Regions from separate parts of the Homo sapiens genome. Here regions 2, 3 and 4 are each linked to region 1. Evidence: chromatin loops called from intact Hi-C (ENCODE). Cell type or tissue: dorsolateral prefrontal cortex. All regions are shown on one strand. Each heading gives the region's core, and the rest is flanking DNA. Links, peaks and the distances in the headings are about the cores only. Region 1 holds the start of LOC124900977 (a long non-coding RNA gene). Region 2 holds the start of LOC124900979 (a long non-coding RNA gene). Region 3 overlaps SLC38A9 (solute carrier family 38 member 9). Region 4 holds the start of LOC124900980 (a long non-coding RNA gene).

Evidence for each region. Hi-C counts contacts between places; a loop is a spot of excess contacts. Peaks named below come from ENCODE experiments on the same cell type or tissue, not always from the same donor. Only the 100,000 strongest peaks of a DNase experiment are listed, where the experiment ranks them.
Region 2: a loop joins it to region 1, with 2.3 times the contacts of the local background. A loop is called at or near these places in 14 of 110 quality-filtered maps.
Region 3: a loop joins it to region 1, with 2.0 times the contacts of the local background. A loop is called at or near these places in 89 of 110 quality-filtered maps.
Region 4: it touches region 1 in a loop (9-fold over the local background); 8 of 110 quality-filtered maps call a loop at or near these places.

The regions. Positions count from the first base shown.
Region 1 is chr5:55,404,627-55,409,626 of GRCh38, forward strand. MTREX (Mtr4 exosome RNA helicase) reads left to right here. Exons shown (of 27, transcript NM_015360.5): 22 at 799-962. LOC124900977 (a long non-coding RNA gene) reads left to right here and starts at 405. Exons shown (of 2, transcript XR_007058772.1): 1 at 405-448; 2 at 596-758. In dorsolateral prefrontal cortex, for the core only: CTCF peaks have their summits at 2,643 (motif pointing right) and 2,847; a DNase peak (open chromatin) is centred at 2,645; H3K27ac peaks cover 527 bases.
Region 2 is chr5:55,342,696-55,347,695 of GRCh38, forward strand. MTREX (Mtr4 exosome RNA helicase) reads left to right here. Exons shown (of 27, transcript NM_015360.5): 8 at 636-760; 9 at 1,827-1,925; 10 at 2,399-2,501; 11 at 4,318-4,449. LOC124900979 (a long non-coding RNA gene) reads right to left here and starts at 456. Exons shown (of 2, transcript XR_007058774.1): 1 at 180-456. In dorsolateral prefrontal cortex, for the core only: a CTCF peak has its summit at 1,897 (motif pointing right); a DNase peak (open chromatin) is centred at 1,896; H3K27ac peaks cover 920 bases.
Region 3 is chr5:55,681,616-55,687,239 of GRCh38, forward strand. The region is part of intron 3 of SLC38A9 (solute carrier family 38 member 9); the gene reads right to left. Among named protein-coding and RNA genes, the nearest start is that of SLC38A9, 28 kb to the right of the region's middle. In dorsolateral prefrontal cortex, for the core only: no CTCF peak of the experiment used is centred there; no DNase peak of the experiment used is centred there.
Region 4 is chr5:55,601,136-55,606,759 of GRCh38, forward strand. LOC124900980 (a long non-coding RNA gene) reads right to left here and starts at 3,927. Exons shown (of 2, transcript XR_007058776.1): 1 at 3,757-3,927; 2 at 2,085-2,401. RefSeq lists an enhancer at 2,693-3,892. In dorsolateral prefrontal cortex, for the core only: CTCF peaks have their summits at 1,851 and 2,956; DNase peaks (open chromatin) are centred at 1,716 and 2,966; H3K4me3 peaks cover 2,634 bases; H3K27ac peaks cover 3,776 bases.

The DNA.
Region 1 (5,000 bases), core at 1-5,000:
TGATTAATTGTCTAGTGAATCCTGTCTTGGGAGAGCCTATCCTAAATTCACCACTGACTTTTTCTACTCTTACAGCCTACCTTGTCTAGCTCACAATATCCAGCTCACTCTCCTCCTTCTAGCCTTCCTCCTTACCTCTCTCCATTTAAGCAAGAGCTGTGCTCTGTTCTCTTTTTTTTTTTTCTTTTTTTTTTTTAAGACGGAATCTCGCTTTCTTGCCAGGCTGGAGTGCAGTGGCATCATCACGGCTCAGTGCAACCTCTACCTCCCGGGTTAAAGCAATTCTCCTGCCTCAGCCTCCTGAGTAGCTGGGACTACAGGCATGCGCCCGCCACCATGCCCAGCTGATTTTTTGTATGTGTGTTTTTAGTACAGACGGAGTTTCACCATGTTGGCCAGGAACCTCGTGATCCACCCACCTCAGCCTCCCAAAGTGCTGGGATTACAGGTGTGAGCCATTGCGCCCGGCCTCTGTTCTCTGTCTCAAGCTTTTTACACTTTCTAACATCTGCTTGCTCTGCCTCAAATTTTTCAAATGGACATTTTGTATTTTCCATGTACTTAATATTTTAGGTAGTATTTAATAACTTTACAGATACATCATTACTCTTGTGTAATGTTCCGGGAATGTATCTAAGAAGCTCCAGTTTCCCCAGTCTCCCCAGCACTGAAGCTTTAACCCAGAAGTATACTGTAAGATGTTCTTTAAAAATATTTTTTGTTTGATTTCATGAATAAATCTCCTTGTACATTGTTCACTTTATTATTGAACTTTCTTTATACTTTCATGTGCTTTAGATTGCAATAGATATTAAATCTGCAAAGCGAGAACTGAAGAAAGCAAGAACAGTCCTACAAATGGATGAACTCAAATGTCGCAAACGTGTTTTAAGAAGGTTGGGATTTGCTACTTCTTCTGATGTAATAGAGATGAAAGGACGAGTGGCTTGTGAGATAAGCAGGTAAAATCTGGTTATTGTTCTAGAAAGTTCATTTTTTTTTTCATTTTTAATTTTAATTTTTGTTTATTTTTTTTGAGATGGAGTCTCACTGTTGCCCAGGCTGGAGTGCACTGGCGCAATCTCAGCTCACTGCAACTCCGCCTCGCAGTTTTAAGTGATTTTAAAAATAACCATTATCTTTAGGAAAAAAGAGCTTTCTTAAAAATATAAAGTTTGTACAATATCTTCCACACTAAATACAGTTTTGAACCATGAAATTGAGAAATTAGAAAAATCTTAGATCTCAGTAATTAACACAAGCGCTCCTAGCATTTGTATGTATTTCCTTTGACTTTTTTTAATGCCTTGTGGGATTTTTACATAATCTTAGCTTATATATAATTTTGTATACTTTTTAAAAATTATTAACATTTTCCCACCTTGAAACTTAGCCTAGTAACCATTATCTTGTTACGTGCATAGCAAATTGTAATGAGATTTTGGGCTAATAATAGGATTTTACAACAGAACTTATTATAAGCCACAGATTAAAACTGGTTATATTATTTTCTGTTTCAGTAATCTTTTGTCACAAATGACCTCAAAACTAAATTATTTACAACATCAACAGTGACTTTATCCTCTTATTGTTTTTATGGGTCAGAAATTCAGGAAGAGCTCATTTGGATGGTTCTGGCTCTGTCCCCCAGGATTGCCGTCAGACAGGTGGTTAAGCTGAAACAGTAGGAGTCCGGAGCGGCTGGGGAATGTTAGGACCTCTCTCTCTCTGTTAGAGCTTCTCCATGTGGTCTCTCCATGTGGGCTGGTTTGGGCTTCTTCACAGTATGGCAGCAGCCTCAGGATGCTTACATGGTAGCTGAAGGCTCCAGTGTGAGTCTTCTAGCTGGCTAAGGTTGCCTTTTCTGACCTAGCTTTACCTTTTGTAACCTAGCTTTGTTATCATACACCATCATTTCCACCACATTCTCTTGATTACAGGTGAGTCATAAACCCTCCTGGATTCAAGTGGGGGATAATTAGATTCCAACTCTTGATGGGGAAGTGGCTATTGTTCAGTATGGCTTTCTGTGATAATTGGATTGTTCTGTGTCTACACTGTTCAGTATAGTAGCCACTATTTAGCATTTGATGTGTGCTTAGACAAAGGAACTGAATTTTATAATTTATATCATTTTAATTGAAATTGAAATTTCCACGTATGCACATGGCAGTCTTTATAGATCAGTGCAATTCTAGAAGAATGTGGTATAGGAGATGCTGTTGTGGCCATCTTTAGAAAATACAATTTATGATACTGTTCTAAAAAATGTGTTCGTTATTTCCCACCACGAGGAATGTCTCCTGCCTTAGGAGCCAGCTTGCCTCTGTCCTCCTTAACTGGAAAGTCATAAACTGGTAGCTCAAGCAATATCCAGTCTGAAGATATATCTTGTTTTGTCCATATAGTGATGATCATAATTCTCAGTGAATATATAAAAGACACTTTTGAAACAGTTTTTTATGTACTCAGCATGGCCAGGATGGACAGGACTAGAGAATTACAGGCCTTGTAAATGATTTCAGACTTTCTTGGTAAAAATGTAATTATATCGTTCATCTGTCCAGATGTTACAGACTCAGATGTCTTCATAGAACCAGGAGACTGTGGTGAACAGGACAACTCTTAGCCACCAAAAGGGGGCAGTGACTACCCAGCCCTAGTTAGTTGTTATCACAGGATAATGTGCTATTGGATTTTAATTAATAACATATCCAGGATTAAATCTAAACTGCAGTACTGGTCTACTGATTTATATGCTAATGTTATTGGGATTATTTCCTTCTAATAATTACCTGTTTTACAATTAATATAGAAATTAATTTCCTTTAGATATCTACAACTAGATTTTGTGTTGAAAGAATGGAAATTGATTTTATTCCAAGATACATTTTTCATTTATAGTAATAACAATATTATATCAAAGTTTGTTAACTTTCCCCCAAATTTGCAAAAACTGGGGCATCATCCTAGACTCCTTCTCTCACCCATTTTGCCTTTTTAAACATTGCCACTGGCTAATGTGTATCCCTCATTATTTTTGGCCTCAATTACTGCAGTTGCCCTCCTGATTATTCGTTGCCTCCCTTCTTGAGTTTTCAAAACCCAAAGCACAAATCTGGTATGTCGTTCCTCTTTCCTTCTTGAGATGGGATTTTGCTCTGTTGCCCAGGCTGGGGTGCAGTGGTGCAATCTCGGCTCACCGCAGCCTCAACTTGCCAGGCTCAAGTGATCTTCCTGCCTCAGTCTCCCAAGAACCTGGGACTGTAAGTGTGTGCCATCAAGCCTGGCTAATTTCTTTTTTAAGTTTCTGTAGAGATAGGGTCTTGCTATGTTGCCCAGGCTGGTCTTGAACTCCTGTAATTAAGCAGTCCGCCCACCTTACCACCCAAATTGCTGGGATTACAGGTGTGAGCCACTTCACCCAGCACCCAGCCCCTTTGTGCCATTCTATTTGGTAAAAGTCCCTCAGTGATTCCTTATTGCTTTTAGAATAGATTCCATAATTTAGTATATTGTTACTCTCCCTCTCCAGCAGTCTGTTGCCACACCCCACACATGCTTTTCCTTTTGCTTCATATGACCTTTCACCCCCACCCCATATCCTGCGATTCTTGCATATTTTTGCAAAGAACTTCGAAACTTGCTCTGAACTTCTTCAATCTGGTTTTAGGCTCCTCACCTTTTTTTCCTCATAACACTTGTATAAATCAATTATTAGAGCACTCTGTTAAACCACTGTTCTGTGATTATCACCTTACTTGTCTGCCCCCAATGTTAGACTGTAGCTTCTTGAAATAGTCTTTCCTCGTTTGTATTGTTGCACTCTTTGCTTGACTTAACTCTTAAGCTTAACACTAGAGACCCAAATTTAGTTTTTGACTTTTATTTATAAATATTTTAACTGTTAGTAAAGATTATAATAGTTCATGGCTTTATTCTTTTTTAAAGACTTTGCAAAAAATAAAGGCAAAGTTTACTTTTTTAATAATACAGTACAGTTATTGTATGGGTCAATTGAACCCTGATTATAGAAGTCTAGAAACATCATCTTTGTAGTGTTTCTTTTTTAGCTTGAATTGAACACAGTTGCAAATTCAGAATTTTTCATTTTCCACCCAAGAAGAAAAATAAGTGAAGATATTTTGCAGTTATTACTCAAATCAGAAGATAAACACAAAGGGACAAAAAGCACTGTAGTCAAAGTGATAATGGTGAGATTGATTATATAAGCAAAGTCTCAGACCCTAAGTAAATTCTCAGACATAATAACTAGTGCATGAACAATATTTTTATTTATTTATTTATTTATTTATTTATTTATTTATTTATTTATTTATTTTGAGACAAGGTCTAGCTCTGTCACCCAGGCTGGAATGCAGTGGCAAGATCATGGCTCAGTGCAGTCTTGACCTCCTGGGCTTAAGTGATCCTCCCACCTCAGCCTCCTGAGTAGCTGGGACTACAGGCGTGTGCCACCACGCTCAGCTTATTTTTGTATTGCTTTGTAGAGACAGGGTTTTGCCATGTTGCTAGGCTAGTCTTGAACTCCTGGGCTCAAGAGATCTACCTGTTTCAGCTTCCCAAATGAGCCAGGAGCCACTGTGCTCTGCTGAACAATATATTTCTAGGGATATATATATATATGAGATTATTATTCATGTAATCATTCAACAGAAAGGGCCTAGTTATGTAACGTCTATGATAAGAACCTGGACCATCTCATTTTGCTAAAAGGACTTGTAATAATAGTCTTTCATCTTTTATTATTTGTGCACCAAAGTTTCCTTATATGGTCCACAAGTGGTCAAATACACAGTTGTGTATATAAGGAAATTGGAAAGAGATGATGAAGAAATTTTTTAAAACCTGTTGAATTGATCATTCTAATCTTTGTAATAATAAATATATTGTCCTTATAAGTCTGTATATGAAAATGTTTCACAATTATGGAGCAAAGAAGATGACCTTCCTCTCAACAAAATCAAGTTGTCAGTTTA
Region 2 (5,000 bases), core at 1-5,000, 62 kb before region 1:
GAGAAAGCAATAGAATTTAAGAAATCATTTACCCTTTGAATATTTCACCCTTTCCAAATTTATAAAATTAAGCTCTTAACAGAGTTGTTTTGGTTTTAGAATCAGAAATCCTTTGTTGATTTGTCTATTTTAGGAGGGAAGCTGTCAAACTTTTTCCGTTTTAATAAAAAATGACTTACGGTTTTATCTTTCATCAAGTCTTTCTTTCATCTCCAGAGGATCACAAGGATAATTTGGGTGAACGATGCCGTCTGGAATAGGAATAGTATCTTCTAAATGTGTTGCTATAACTTTCTACAAGTTAGTAACCATTACTTTTCAATGTGCAGTAGAAATACTGTTCCGCTGCCTTGTCATTGAGGCTCTTGTTAGGTTGTTTGGAAAGATTAACCCTGGAATTGCTCTTTGTAGGCTATTTCAGAGTACATTGTATTTATAGTGGTTTAGTCTACTAATTTTCTACTGGATAGATTAATGGTGAGAAATAGTTTTCAGTAAGGTTCTGTGGCTTAAAATATTCTTGAGTAAAGTCTGCATTTCTAACTATAAAGCTTCAGAGAATATAATTTTAGATATTATCACAGAGTGACACTGTAGTCCAACTATAGTCCAAAGTATATATTTATTTTTTTCAGAACGTGGTGTAGTATGGGAAGAAACTATTATTTTGCTTCCTGATAACGTCCACTATGTCTTTCTTTCGGCTACTATTCCAAATGCCCGACAGTTTGCTGAATGGATTTGCCATTTACATAAACAGGTATTTTTTCCTCCTTTTTTGATGTCTTCAATATTCAAAATGTTACAGATTAGTCTTGCTTTACTCTCCCTTTGCTTTTCTCCTGATGTTGTCCAGAATAATAAAAAAAACATTTTAATGGTAAACTGCTTCTCAAATCAAGCAGCTTATCAAAATCAACTGACTGACTTTTTAGAAATGTTGATTTCTGAGCCCCATCTCAAACCCACTATATCTAAATCTCAGGTAATAGTGCCTTGGGAACTCCAATTTTAAAAATTCCCCAAGTTGATCTGATGATCTGCCAGGTTTAGAAACTACTGCATTTACTCAAATAGTTATCCATGAGTACACAGAATTTCCCCTAATGCCTTGGTGCCAGGAAAAGCTGGGCATCTCTGGAGCATTTGATTTGATTTTTCTCATGTAAACACAGACTTTTTACTGACTTTCTGTTATTGCCTTTCTAGTCTGACTTTAGCGTCTGTATATGCTTGTAATAGGCATTTGTTTATGTATACTGAATTTATTCTTGCTTTTATTTTTCTGCCCTTAATTTTCCTTTACACTGATGTTCTCATGAACTTATCTGTTTATAAGCTCCCTGATCGTGTTTTTATGGCATTCTCCCATATTGCTTCTGTAGGATAGAAAAATCCAATGGATCTTGGGGAGAAGCTAGATCAAGTGCTGCTTTATACTAAGGTTTTGAAAAGCCTGGGTGGGGCAGAAAAGTTCCATTTTACTTCATGGATCCTTTGTATCACCGTATACCTCCTCTATAGAAAAATAAGCATCTTTCCGTAATTACAGCATTCCAGGGCTAGGTAATGGGTAGTTGATGCTCAGGTCATGTATTTAGCCCTGGTTAGGGAATTGGTAAGTTGGGAAGATGGTAGTATAATTTCATAGACCTAATTTTTCTACGTTTTTCTCTTGCCTGGGTTTTAGTGAATTTTTTGAAGTGTTTTCTTTTTGAAATGTTGAATTCATTACTTGATTTTCTTAAGATCTTTTAGGTTGGACTAAGATACAGTTTTATTTTGAGGAAATAAAATTTTGTATGTTTAATTCTTTCTTTTTACAGCCTTGTCATGTTATTTACACAGATTATCGGCCCACTCCATTGCAACACTACATTTTTCCAGCAGGGGGAGATGGCCTGCATCTTGTGGTTGATGAAAATGTAAGAGAGTAATTGTCCTTTTTAAATCTATAATGTCATACTTTATTATTAATATCTTGTTGTTGTTGTTTTTAAATTTTGAATTAGAGAAGAATGGAAAAGATACATTTGTTTGTCTTAGTTTTAATCAATCGATCTTGATTTTTTTGTGTGTTTTTATTTCAAACATTATGTTTGAGACTTGTGTTTTTCTTATGCATGAATCAGATTTCCCTCCTTTCCCAGTATTTAAAAATACCTAGAGAATAGGGGTTCTGGACATGTTTCAGATATCTTATGTTTTGCTTTTCTTCATTTTTTATTCCTTCTTTTTCACCTTTTAATACCTCTTACCACAGATCATGTTTGGACTATTTTAGTGGCTTTCATTATTATACTAAATTATTTTTATTTGGGGAAGCCTTATGTATGAAAAATGTTTGAATTATGATTAAGTATTAGTGAAGTTACACAGAAAAAATTTGTGATTCCAGGGTGACTTCAGAGAAGATAATTTTAATACTGCAATGCAAGTGCTTCGAGATGCAGGTGATTTGGCCAAAGGAGACCAGAAAGGGCGGAAAGGAGGAACAAAAGGTAATTTGGAACTTTGCTTTGAGAGAATTTTACATGTAAATTGTATATTCAGATTACTCTGATATTTTTTGTCTTAGTTTTTTTTTCTCAAGCTATGTAAAGGTCTAGACGATATGTGATAAAATTGGATAAATATTTATCTTTTTTGTATGACATTAAGTATAATTTACATACTATAAAATTCACTCATCTAAGTATACAATTCAGTAGTCTTTAGTATATTTACAGAATTGTGCAGCCATCACCACTGTCTAGTTCCAAAATATTTTCATGAACCCAAAAAGAAACCCTGTACACATTAACAGTTATTCTCCCTTTTCCCCCAACCTTTCCCTTCTCATCCCGCAGACTTAGTTAATCATTAGCCTGTTTTCGATCTCTGTGGCTTTCCCTTGTCTGTGCATTTCATGTTTGGAGCAACTGGCTTCTTTCACTTAATGTAATGTTTTCAAGGTTCGTTACTTTTAATTTTTTTTTTTTTTTTTTTTGAGACAGTGTCTCGCTCTGTCACCCAGGCTGGAGTACACTGGTGCTGTCTTGGCTCATTGCAACTTTCTGCCTCCTGGGTTCAAGTGATTCTCCTGCCTCAGCCTCCCAAGTAGCTGGGATTATAGGCACCTGCCACCATGCCTGGATAATTTTTGTATTTTTAGTAGAGACGGGGTTTCACTGTGTTGGCTAGGCAGATCTCAAACTCCTGACCTGAAGTGATATGCCCATCGTGGCCTCCCAAGTGATGGGATTACAGGTGTGAGCCACTGTGCCCGGCTATTTTGTTCATTTTATGCTATATGTACTCATTCCTTTTCATGGTTAAATAACATTCCATTGTATGGATATACCACATTTTGTTTCTCCATTCATCATTGGATGGACTTTTGGGTTTTTCTGGTTTTTGACTGTTAGGAATGCTGTTGTAAACATTGATGCATGTACTATTTAATACAAGTTTTTGTGTGAATAGGTGTTTTCCTCTGGATATGTACCTAGGAGTGGAATTGCTGCACCATGTGGAAAGTCTATGTTTCACCTTTTGAGAAACTGCCAAAGTATTTTCCAAAGTGGCTATACCATTTTACATTTCCTTCCAGGAATGTGTGAGGGTTCCATTTTCTCTATATCCTTTGTATCACCGTACTCCTCCTCCATAGAAACAGAGGCATCTTTCTGTAATTACAGCATCCCTGGGCTAGGTAATGGGTAAATGAAACAGATTATGTATTTTGCCCTGATTTCCCATTTGGAAAGATGGTGGTATAATTTGATGGATCTAATTTTTTCACATATAATTTTTCCACGATACTTAGTATTGTATGTCTGATTATAGTCATCCTATTGAATGTGAAGTGGTATCTTAATGTGGTTTCAGTTTACATTTCCCTGGTGGCTAATGATGTTGAACATTTTTTCATGTGCTTATTGGCCATTTGCATATTCTTTCTCTATTTTAAAAGTATGTTTTTTTATTGTTGTTGTTGAATTATGATAGTTCTTTACATATTCTGGATACTAGACCCTTATCAGATAGATGATTTGCAAATATCTCCCCCCATTCTGTTTGAGGTTGTCTTTTTACTTTATTGATGGTATCCATGAAATCACAAAAGTTTTTCACTTTGATGAAGTCCAGTTCATGCATTTTTTTCCTTATGTTGTTTATGCTTTTGTTGTCATATCTAAGAATGCTTTGTCTAACCCACGGTCAGGAAGATTTATTCCTATATTTTCTCTTAAAAGTTTTATAGTTTTAGCTTTTAAATTTAGATCTGTGATCTATTTTGAGTTAATTTTGGTGTGTTGTTTACTGTTTTTGCAGGACCATCAAATGTTTTCAAAATTGTGAAGATGATTATGGAAAGAAATTTCCAACCTGTGATTATTTTCAGTTTTAGTAAGAAAGATTGTGAAGCCTATGCACTTCAAATGACCAAATTAGATTTCAACACAGGTACTACATCATTTCAGTATCATTTTAATGTTATGTGAAAATGAGCGTAAAATATATTTCTAGTAATATTTTTATCTGTTACATATTACTAGGATATGCCATTCACCTTACAGTTACAGCAGTACTCAGCACATTTGTAAAAGCTTTAAAGGCCTTTGACTTATACTTTCTTCCCTTTCTTCTCCTTTTATTGAAAGATATGAGTACATTGTTCTATTTAAAATTTGGAGAACCCTATGAAAAATATTAGAATCATGCCTTCTTATACTTTGTTACCGTAAACTCCTCAGTTATTGTGGCTCTCTATTTGACCACTTAAGGGTAGGTCTCATAGCTTGGTTAGACCACCTTCTATATAGAAAATACCATGCTTCATTCTCACTGAAGTCTAAACCAGTAAGACCTGCCCTTTGCTTAACTATTTTGTAATTCTCAATCAAAGTGATATAACTTCTAGCAAATCGGTAAATTATTCCTATACATTAATTGCAAAAGTAATTCACTTGAAGTCACACAGTTAAGACAGTAGCACAACCTGGCTGTCTTAGTCC
Region 3 (5,624 bases), core at 388-5,387, 280 kb after region 1:
CATTTTTTATTAGAACTGTGGGGGTAGACTGAAATTAAGGTGAACGAGCCTGACCTTTTTATTAACTTCCTCAGAAACAAGGCAAGAGGTATCCCTATGGGTGTCACAGCAGTACGAAGTACAAGTCCCTATGGTTGCTGACATTAGAGTCCTTCTGTGCAGACCAGGGGTCGGTACACTATGGCCTGATAAAACAAATCCAAGCCCATGTCCTGTTTTCATAAATGTCCTGTTTTTGTAAATAAAATTTTTACTGGAACACAGCCAGGCCCATGCACTTATGTTTTGTCTATGGCTACTCCCACTCCACAACGGCAAAGTTGAGTCCGTATGCCCACAAAGCCTAAAGTATTTACTAACGTGTCCTTTATAGAAAAAAATTTACCAACTCTTGTCCTAGACCATCTTAAGGCCCCCTTAAGGACTCAGATGTGGAAAAGAGTCTTCCACTCTCCTCCTTGACGGGCAAAGGAGATGAATGAGGGAGGAGCCTACATGCCCTTAACAGATCCATGCCAGGGAGCATCTGAATAGGTTTTTCCTTCAGGAAAATAGGTAATATTTATAACCAGATGTCCCTAGGTGTCATTAGGCTTAATCCCTTGCAAAATTTACCTCTCACATTTAAAAACAAAAGCCAAACAAAAAATCCTCAACCTCAGCCAAAACAACTACAATAAATGTTCTTGCACAGAGCAGCACCTGCACAGAAACCTTCCCAAGGCACCTGGTCATCAATATTACATATGGCCTCATTCCACTGCTGGTACAACCAGAACCTATAGCATAGTCACTCACAGGAGTATGCCACAGGATTCTTGGTAATGCTAGTACAGGATGAGTTCAATTTGTATTTTTCCTAATGAAAAATGAGTTCTAAATATATACATGTATAGGCTGGGTGTGGTGGCTCATGCTTGTGATCCCAACATGAGGACTGATTGAGGCCGGGAGTTCAAGAACAGCTTGGGGAACACAGCAAGGCCCTTTCTCTACAAAAAATAGAAAAAGCAGCCAGGCATCCTGACATGCACTTGTACTCTCAGCCTCCAGGGAGGCTGAGGCAGGAGGACTGCTTGAGCCCAGGAGTTCAAAGTTACAAGGTGCTATGATCGTGCCACTGCACTCCAGCATGGCATGAGACCATGCCTCAAAAACAGACGTGTGTGTGTTTATACACATAAAATTAAGTATTTAGCACCCCTTATTTTTTGCTAGGTATCCATCTCCCCCACTGGAGGGTGGAGCTGTGTTTCAGTAAAGCTGTGTTTGAGTAAAGTGTCTGGCAAACAGAAGGAACATAATGAATGTTTGCTGACAAAAGAATAGAAGAAGGAAGGAAGGCAGGCAGGCAGAGGAGGAAAAGAGGGAGGGAGGGAGGGAAGAAAGATGGCAGGGAGGTGGGGAAGAAGAGAAGAAGAGAGGGAAGGAGGCAGGCAGACAGACAACTAGCGAATAACTTGCAGAAGTAATGATGGCATGTAATATAAATTTAAAATGAAAAAGCAGCACAATAAATTACATATACTATGTGATCTCACCTAAAAACGTCATAGAAAAGAAGGCTAGGAGTAAATACAGTAAATATACCAAAAGGTTTTTTGGTTTGTTTTACAGATGAGGTCTCATGATGTTGTCCAGGTTGGAGTGCAGTGGCTATTCACAGGCACGATCATAGTGCACTGTGGACTCAAACTCCTCGGCTCAAGGAATCCTCTTGCCTTAGCCTCCTGAGTAGCTGAGACTACCAAGGTAATTTAAACAAAGTTTTAAGAAAATGAGTTTTTCATTTTGTATATACCATTTTTATCCTAAGTTATAGGAATGCCATATTTTCGGAATAACTTTGTTCTCATTAGAAATGTAGCACATTGTCTACATTTAAGATAATCAAGAAGTTATTGAAGAAAATGAAATCACCTATCAGAAATAACCACTGTTAACATTTTAGTGCATTTCCTAGACACATATATGTACACACATGAATGAAATTAGTTTCATTTGCTTTCAAACTTCTCATAAAGTAGAATAATACAATATATATTTTTCTGTCTGGCTTCTTTTGCCAACATTATCTTTGTGACATTCACCCATATTCTGTATGTAGCTACAGTCTGTTCATGTTCATAGCTGTATAACATTCCATTATATAAAAACACAACAATTTACTTATCCATTCCTGTGATGGGTATCTGGGTTTCTTTGGAGCTCTTATAAATCAATTCTAATTTATATTCTCTTACATGTCCCTTTGTGCAATGTGCATACATTTTTACTGATTATAAACGTGGTGTATACTCAATGGTAGCAGATAATTACAAACTCATTTCCAAAATGACTGTACTTATACTTACTCTAGTACTATATGAGCATTCCCACTGTTCCACATTCTAGTCAACATTCATTATTGTCACTGATTTCTTAATTTGGGTACTGTAATTACAGAATTTCTATTTGATTCTTTTTGAAAAAACATTTTCCACAAATTTATTTTTTTCATATTTATCTCTAGTCACTGCCAAATTCTCAGTCTTATTTTAATTTCCTTGAACATGTTAAAGACAGTTCTTTAAAAGTCTGTTCCTGATAACTCCATTATCTGGATCACCTGTAAGTCTCTTTCTATTGTGTATTGAGTTTCTTAATTTCCAATCATCTTGTCCTGGCTTCTCTTACACTTGGCTAGTTTTTAGCAAGTTCCTGACATTGTAAATAAAAAAACTGTATAAATAACTTGAAACCTAAAGTATTTTCTTTAGAAAGAGTTTATATTGGCTTTGGGAAGTCAATTTGAGACAGGAGCAATCCTAGATCACCTTAATCCAGTTTGGGGGATTGAGATGAGTTAAAGTTGGGCTTCAGTTCCTGAAAGGAGGCCATTCTATTTCAAATTCATTCACATTTCTAGGCTGTAGCCCTTTGGGCTTCCAACCTAAAGTTTACGTGAAGTCTCTCTTAGTGGGCCCTGGATTCCAAATTTTCTTCCTCTAGCCCTATAGGCTGGCAAAGACTCTGGTTTTTGTTGTTGTTGTTATTGTTTGTTTGTTTGCTTTTCTGAGATGGAGTCTCACTCTGTCGCCCAGGCTGGAGTGCAGCGGTGCAATCTCAGCTCACTGCAGTCTCTACCTCCTGGGTTCAAGCGATTCTCCTGCCTCAGCCTCCCGAGTAGCTGGGATTACAGGCGCCTGCCACCATGCCCAACTAATTTTTGTATTTTTAATAGAGACAGGGTTTCACCATGTTGGCCAGGCTAGTCTCGAACTCCTGACCTCAGATGATTCACCTGCCTTGGCCTTCCAAGGTGCTGGGATTACAGATGTGAGCCACCACGCCTGGCCAAAAGCTCTGTTTTAAGCCTCTCAGCTAATAAACTGGAATTGGCAGATATTCTTGAGGAAATGCTGGGCTCTCCTTTCTGGCTTTGTCTTCTTCCTGATTTAGACCTCGGTATTCTACATTGTCTTATTAGTTGTCCTATGTCTTCAAGCATATTTTTAAAAACATTTTGTCAGCTTTTCTAGTTATTCTCAACAACTTGGTCAGCCCAAATTCCTTAATCTCTCAATTCACAGATTGATGACTGTACAGCCATCACCATAATCCATTTTAGAACATTTTTACCATCCCAAAAGAAGTCCCAGACCCCATTTTCCCCTTTCCCCAGCCCCTGGAAACCATTAATCTACTTTCTGTTTCTATGGCTTTACCGAATCTAGAAAGTTTATATAAATGGAATCATACAATATGTAGTCTTTTTTGTGTGGTTTCTTTCACACAGCATAATGTCTTCAAGGTTGATACATATTGTTGTTCATCAGTTGATGGACATTTGAGTTGTTTCCACTTTGACCATCATGAATGTTAGGAACATTTGTTTACAAGTATTTGTGTAGACATATGTTTTTAATTCTCTGGATAGATACCTAGAACTAGAATTGCTAGGTCATATGATAGCTCTGTATTTAACATTTGAGGAGCTATCAAACTGTTTTCAAAAATGGCTGTACATTTTTTTTTTAACTTTTAAGTTCAGGGTTACACGTGCAGGATGTGCCTATGTACATAGGCAAACATGTGTGATGGGGGTTTGTTGTACAGATTATTTCATCACCCAGGCATTAAGCCTAGTATCCATCAGTTATTTTTCCTCATCCTCTCCCTCCTCCCACCCTCCACCTTCCAGTAAGCCCCAGTGTGTGTTGTTCCCCTCTATGTGTCCATGGTGTTCTTAATATTTAGCTCCCACTTAAAAGTGAGTACATGTGGTATTTGGTTTTCTGTTCCTCTGTCAGTTTGCTAAGGATAACGGCCTCTAGCTTCATCCATGTCCCTGCAAAAGACATGATCTCATTCTTTTTTATGGCTGCACAGCATTGAATGGTGTATGCATTTTCTTTATCCAGTCTATCATTGATGGGCCTTTTGGTTGATTCCATGTCTTTGCTATTGTAAATACTGTTGCAGTGAACGTATGTGTACATGTATCTTTATAATATAACTATTTATATTCCTTTGGGTATATACCCAGTAATGGGATTGCTGGGTCGAATGGTATTTCTGTCTTTAAGTCTTTGAGGAATCACCACACTATCTTCCATAATGGCTCAACTAATTTACACTCCCACCAACAGTGTATAAGCCTTCCTTTTTCTCCAGAACCTCACCAGCATCTGTTACTTTTTAACTTTTTAATAATAACCATTCTGACTGGTGTGAGATGGTATTTCATTGTGGTTTTGATTTGCATTTCTCTAATGATCAGTGATATTGAGCTTTTTTTATATGCTTGTTGGCTGCATATATGTCTTCAGAAGTGTCTGCCTATTCATTTCTTTGCCCACTTTTTAATGGGGTTGTTTTTTCCTGTGAATGTGTTTAACTTCCTTATAGATGCTGGATATTAGACCTTTGTCAGATACATAGTTCGCAAAAATTTTCTTCCACTCTGTAGGTTGTCTGTTTACTCCATTGATAGTTTCTTTTGCCGTGCAGAAGCTCTTTAGTTTAATTAGATCCCATTTGTCAATTTTTCCTTTTTTGCAATTTTTTTGGCATCTTCATCATGAAATCTTTGCCTGTGCCTGTGTCCTGAAAGGTACTGCCTAGGTTGTCTTCCAGGGTTTTTATAGTTTTAGGTTTTATATTTAAGTCTTTAATCCATCTTGAGTTAATTTTTGTATATGGTTAAGGAAAAGGTCCAGTTTCAATTTTCTGTAAATGGCTACTCAGTTATCCCAGCAGCATTTATTCAATAGGGAATATTTCCCCATTGCTTGTTTTTGTCAGGTTTGTTGAAGATCAGATAGTTGTAGGTGTTCGGTCTTATTTCTGGGTTCTCTATCCTGTTCCATTGGTCTGTGGGTCTGTTCTTGTACCAGTACCATGCTGTTTTGGTTACTGTACTCCTGTAATATAATTTGAAGTTGGATAGCATGATGCCTCCAGCTTTGTTTTTTTTTTTTTTTTTTTTTTTTTGCTTAAGATTGCCTTGGCTATTCAGGCTCTTTTATGGCTCCATATGTATTTTTAAAAGTTTTTTCTAGGCCGGGCGCGGTGGCTCACGCCTGTAATCCCAGCACTTTGGGAGGCCGAGGCGGGCGGATCACGAGGTCAGGAGATCGAGA
Region 4 (5,624 bases), core at 239-5,238, 200 kb after region 1:
TTTTTTTTTTTTTGCCAACGTGTCAGTACATCTGAGCACTCCTGATCCCTGTTGGCTGCACAGACAGCTCCAGTTCTGTCCTTCCTTTACTGGGGAACTGCTGTCAGCCGGGCTGGATTAGAGCCCGGCAACGGTTCTGTTGCTAATGAATTGGCAGGGAGAACAAAACACTGCAGCTCTCCTGGAACTATTTTGTCATCTATAGTTGGAGCACATAAAACCTCGGGACTTGGAAAAGAACAAATGTCATTTGCTTATTTGCTTTAGGATGTCAGGAACCCCAGTTCACCACGCCCTGAATGTTTGTCCGATTACAGCACTCATGCAAGTGACAAAAGGTTAAAGGAAAACTCCACCCTCGCAGCATTTCTCTGTTCATTTCCCACCCTCCAGGACTGGTTGGCAGGCCCGGGGAGGGAAAATTCTTATATTTATAACCCTGGGGATAGCAGGGACAGGCTTGGCAGCTTCAAAAGGGCTGAGCAAATCTTGGAACACTGGGATTGAAAGAGCCCTGAAGGAGCAATAAGGCCAACATTCCCCTCTAAAGATGAAGAAACCAAAGCCAGAGAGGTTGCCTGGTGTTGTGGCTGAACTGTGTCTCCCCAAAATTCATATATTAAAGTCCAATATCCAGTGCCTCAGAATGTGACCTTATCTGGAGATAGGTCTTTATAGATGTAATCAAGTTAAAATGAGGTGACTGGGGTGGGCCCTAATCCAATATGACTGCTGTCTTTATAAGAAGGGGAAACTTGGCCACAGAGACATGCAGACAGAGAGAGCATCATATGAACACGAAGATGGCCATCTACAAGCCAAAGAGAGAGGCTTTTTTTTTTTTTTTGAGATGGAGTTTCACTCTTGTTGCCCAGGCTGGAGTGCAATGGCACGATCTTGGCACACTGCAACCTCCATCTCCCGGGTTCAAGCGATTCTCCTGCCTCAGCCTCCCTAGTAGCTGGGATTACAGTTGCGTGCCACCATGCCCAGATAATTTTTTGTATTTCTAGTAGAGATGGGGTTTCACTATGTTGGGCAGGCTGGTCTCGAACTCCTGACCTCAGGCAATCCACCCGCCTCAGCCTCCCAAAGTGCTGGGATTACAGGCGTGAATGGCCGCATCCAGCTCAGAGAGAGGCTTTTAAGTTGAGAAGAATGCAATTGTATAACCATCTCCTTATTTATTTATTTATTTATTTTTGAGACGGAGTCTCGCTCTGTCGCCCAGGCTGGTGTGCAGTGGTGTGATCGCAGCTCACTGCAACCTCCGCCTTTCAGGTTACAGAGATTCTTCTGCCTCAGCTTCCTAAGTAGCTGGGATTCCTAAGTATGGAAATTTTGACTCATCTTGCAGGGTCAGTTGGAAGAAACGTGACTATTAGAAAAGTCTTTTGAAAGCGGAAGAGCACACATCAATCACAGATGGAAAACCAGGGTGTAAAGCATAACAATAAATTGTCTGCTGTCACAGAAAGCCCTGGATCTGATACAGACAATCATTTTGGGTCTTAGTTGCTTGCAGTCGGAGAGGCTCATTAGAGTCTGGAGTTACTTCATACACTGAGCTGGAAATTTCAAAGGAAACTTCCAAATCCACTATGTGCTTTGCTCTTCACTGGATTTTAACTGGGTCATTTACTTTTAAAAATCAAGCTGAATTTAGCACTGGCTGAGCCAAACTTTGCCTCTATCTCTGAGCAACTCTTGCTGTTGTCAATGCGGCTCTGTGTGTGGACAGAAGAGAATATGATCCATTGTCCTACCAGATGCAAATTATGGTCCTGATTCAACAAAAAAGCATCTGTCCTCCATGTAGGGAAAATAGCAAGAGACTCTGAAGCCAGACTAATGATTTATGACATGGCACTGTGCTCTTGCAGAAATTCACATTGCAGTTTGCCATCAGCAAGCCAAAAAAAAAAAATCATTCTGAAACTGACATGATTTGCAATGTTCTGTTTTGAGGCCCCTGCTAATGATGAACTCTATCAAAAACTGCTCAGAGAGAAGAAAATGATAGTTTTTTTGAAAGAGAAGGAAAAGATTTTGAAACAGCAAGTTTTACTTGTAATACATGGCTCTATATGACAAAGTCGATGCTTTATTCCATCATTCTCTCAGTAACTCTGGGAAGCCAATACCCAGGAAAAAGCAGTATCAATAATACAACTAATTTCATAATTATCTGTCGTCACTGAGGATCTTGTGGCCTGGGTGACTGGATGACGTGGAAAACGTTCTTCAAATTGATAAAACGTATTTGATTTCTATCTACTGGTAATAGAATAATATGAGTCTATTGTGGTTTTAAATTCTTTGTACTCTTACCCCTCTCCCATTGGTTTAGTGGCATTGAGGGCTTTTGTTATGTACAGCTCCTCAGGTGGGGTCTAAACACCTAAAATGCAGACAAAGAAACTGAGTCAATGTCTAGCTTTGAGTTTTAAAAACTTGGCTCTGAAGATCTAGAAAGAAGTAGTGTGCCCAGCTCACTGTGCCCCAGTCAGAAATGAGTACTATAATTGATTTTTAAATTTTTGTTAATAATAGTTTTTAGTTATTTTCTAGCTGTTAGCCATTCATACTTTCTCTTTTGTGAATTGTCTGTTTCATGTTCTTTTCTTATTTTTTCCTGGAATATCTTAGGTGCCCCCACTTATTTCCATGTAAATCTATCATACATGTAGCAAATATTTTCCCAGTTCGATCTCTTTTAATTTAGTCTGTGATTTTTTTTGATTTACAGAGTTTAGCAGTTTTATGTAATCAAATCTACAGCTTTTTCCATGTGATTTCCACTATGGCTCTTAAACTTAGGAGAGTTTTTACCATTAGGAGAAAAACTTCAGCTGAATTAAATTCAAAAGAGTTTAATTGAGTGATGAATGATCTGTGAATTGGGCAGCATCCTGAGCCAGAGTAGGCTCAGAGACTCCAGCGCAGCCACGTGGTGGAAGAAGATTTCTGGACAGAAAAACGAAAACGAAGTACAGAAAACGGAAGTGAGGTACAGAAACAGCTCTGGATTGGTTACAGCTCAGCTGTTTGCCTTCTTTTAGCATGGTTTGAACAGTTGGCCACATTTGATTGGCCAAAACTCAGTGACTGGCACAAGAGTAGACTATAGTCTGTTTACCCTTCCATTTAGGTTATACTTCATGATGTACAGAGAAACCTTTAGGCCAAATTTAAAATATGTAATAGGGCAGCTTTAGGCTAAACTTGATTTAACATTATACATAGAGAGTTGAGAGAAATTCATGTATAATTTCATCTATTTTGTTTGCAGTTTGATTTTTTTTTTACAATGAACTCTTTATTCTTATCAGAAATTTTATTCATTTCATCAACAAATATTTCCTGAGTGCCCTTCTGTGTCTGACAAGGTGTAGTTGTTAGGAATAAAATGGTAACCAAAATGCTTAGAGTAGGAGAGGAGATATGAGTGAGTGACAACAGGAGACTTTCATGCAGCTGGGGAGAGCTGTCATAAGGTGGTTTGACTGCTCTCAGTGCAGTATTAAGCCTAAGCGAAGTCGGGCAGGGTTGCGAACCATTGGAACCTCTTGAAATCTTAACTTTGTTCCCACAGAATGCCCCCTAAGTTGATAAACTAAAACAGTTTCTGCAGCAGGCTAAATCTGATTAGTCATGGAGCATTATTCATGCTCCAGCTATTAGGCAAAAAGTCATCAGGAGCAAAGAAACCAAGATAATTCTTTTTAAAAGACTTAGAAAAACAACAAAACATACCTTCACCAAGATTTCAAATCAGGATTCAGAGTAGCAGGGTTGTCTGAGATGAGGTAGACCCGGGAGGTGCTGGGCCCGGTGGACAGGGATGAGGCCTGCTTTGCAAGGGCACTGTTTGGTGGTGTGCTTGAGCAATGGCCGACTCCAGGATCCATTCAAGCACCACATCCCCCCGCCAAAAAAAAGATGTAAGAGGAGATTAATGTTTTCATGTCTTCTAATACAACATCCATTCTGATTCTGTACCCCATGGATCAAGGAATAATTTCACATTTAAAGTCTTATTATTATTATTATCATTATTGTTTTTTTGAGACCAAGTTTCGCTCTTGTTGCCCAGGCTGGAGTGCAATGGTGTGATCTCGGCTCACCGCAACCTCCGTCTCCTGGGTTCAAGCGATTCTCCTGCCTCAGCCTACCGAGTAGCTGGAATTACAGGCATGCACCACCACGCCTGGCTAATTTTGTATTTTTAGTAGAGACGGGGTTTCTCCATGTTGGTCAGGCTGATCTCGAACTCCTGACCTCAGGTGATCTGCCTGCCTTGGCCCCTCAAAGTGCTGGGGTTACAGGCGTGAGCCACCGCACCAGGCTAAGTCTTATTATTTAAGAAATACATTTCTTAAGTTGATAGCTGCTGTAGACAGTTATTCTTCTGATGGATCTGGGCAAAGTCAACTTAAAATCTGGAAAGAATCCACCATTCTAGATGCCTTTGGGCAAAGTCAACTTAAAATTTTCTGGAAAGAATTCACCATTCTAGATGCCTTTAAGAATATTTGTGGGCCGGGAGCAGTGGCTCACGCCCGTAACCCCAGCACTTTGGGAGGCCGAGGCAGGCGGATCACCTGAGGTCGGGAGTTTGAGACCAGCCTGACCAACATGAAGAAACGCTGTCTCTACTAAAAATACAAAATTAGCCAGGCGTGGTGGCACATGCCTGTAATCCCAGCTACTTGGGAGGCTGAGGCAGGAGAATCACTTGAACCCAGGGGGCAGAGGTTGTGGTGAGCCAAGATCGCGCCATTGCACTCCAGCCTGGGCAACAAGAGTAAAACTCCGTCTCAAAAAAAAAAAAAAAAAAAAAAAAGAATATTTGTGATTCATGGAGGAGAAGGTCAAAACAGCAAAATAGGTGCCAGGTGTGGTGGTGGCACATGCCTGTAATCCCAGTACTTTGGGAGGCCAAGGCAGGCAGATCACTTCAGCTCAGGAGTTCTTGACCAGCCTGGGCAACATGGCGAAAACCCATCTCTACAAAAAATAATTTAAAAATTAGCCGGGCATGGTGGTGTGCACCTGAAAGGCTGAGGTGGGAGGATCTTGAGCCTGGGATGCTGAGGCTGCAGTGAGCTGAGATCTCACCACTGCACTCCGGCCTAGGCAACAGAGTGAGACCCTATCTCACAAAGAACAAAAACAAACAAAAACCGGTAACAACAACAACAAAACAGGAGTTTGGAAGAAGTTGGTTCCAATCCTCATGGATGACTTGGAGGGATTCAAGACTAGAGTAGACGAAGAATTGCATATGAGATGAAAATAGCAAGATAACTAGGATTAGAAGTGGAGCCTGAAGATGTGACTGAATTGCTGCAATCTTATGATCAAACTTGAACGTATGAGTTGCTTCTTATGAATGAGTAAAGAAAGTGGTTTCTTAAGATGAAATATATTCCTGGTGAATATGGTGTGGACATTGTTGAAATGACAAGAAAGGTTTAGAATACTACATAAACTTAGTTGATAAAGCAGCAGCAGGATGTGAGAAGACTGACTCCAATTTTGAAGTTCTATATTGTGGGTAAAATGCTATCAAACAGCACTGCATGTTATAGAGAATTTTTGTGTGTGAAAGAGAATCAATG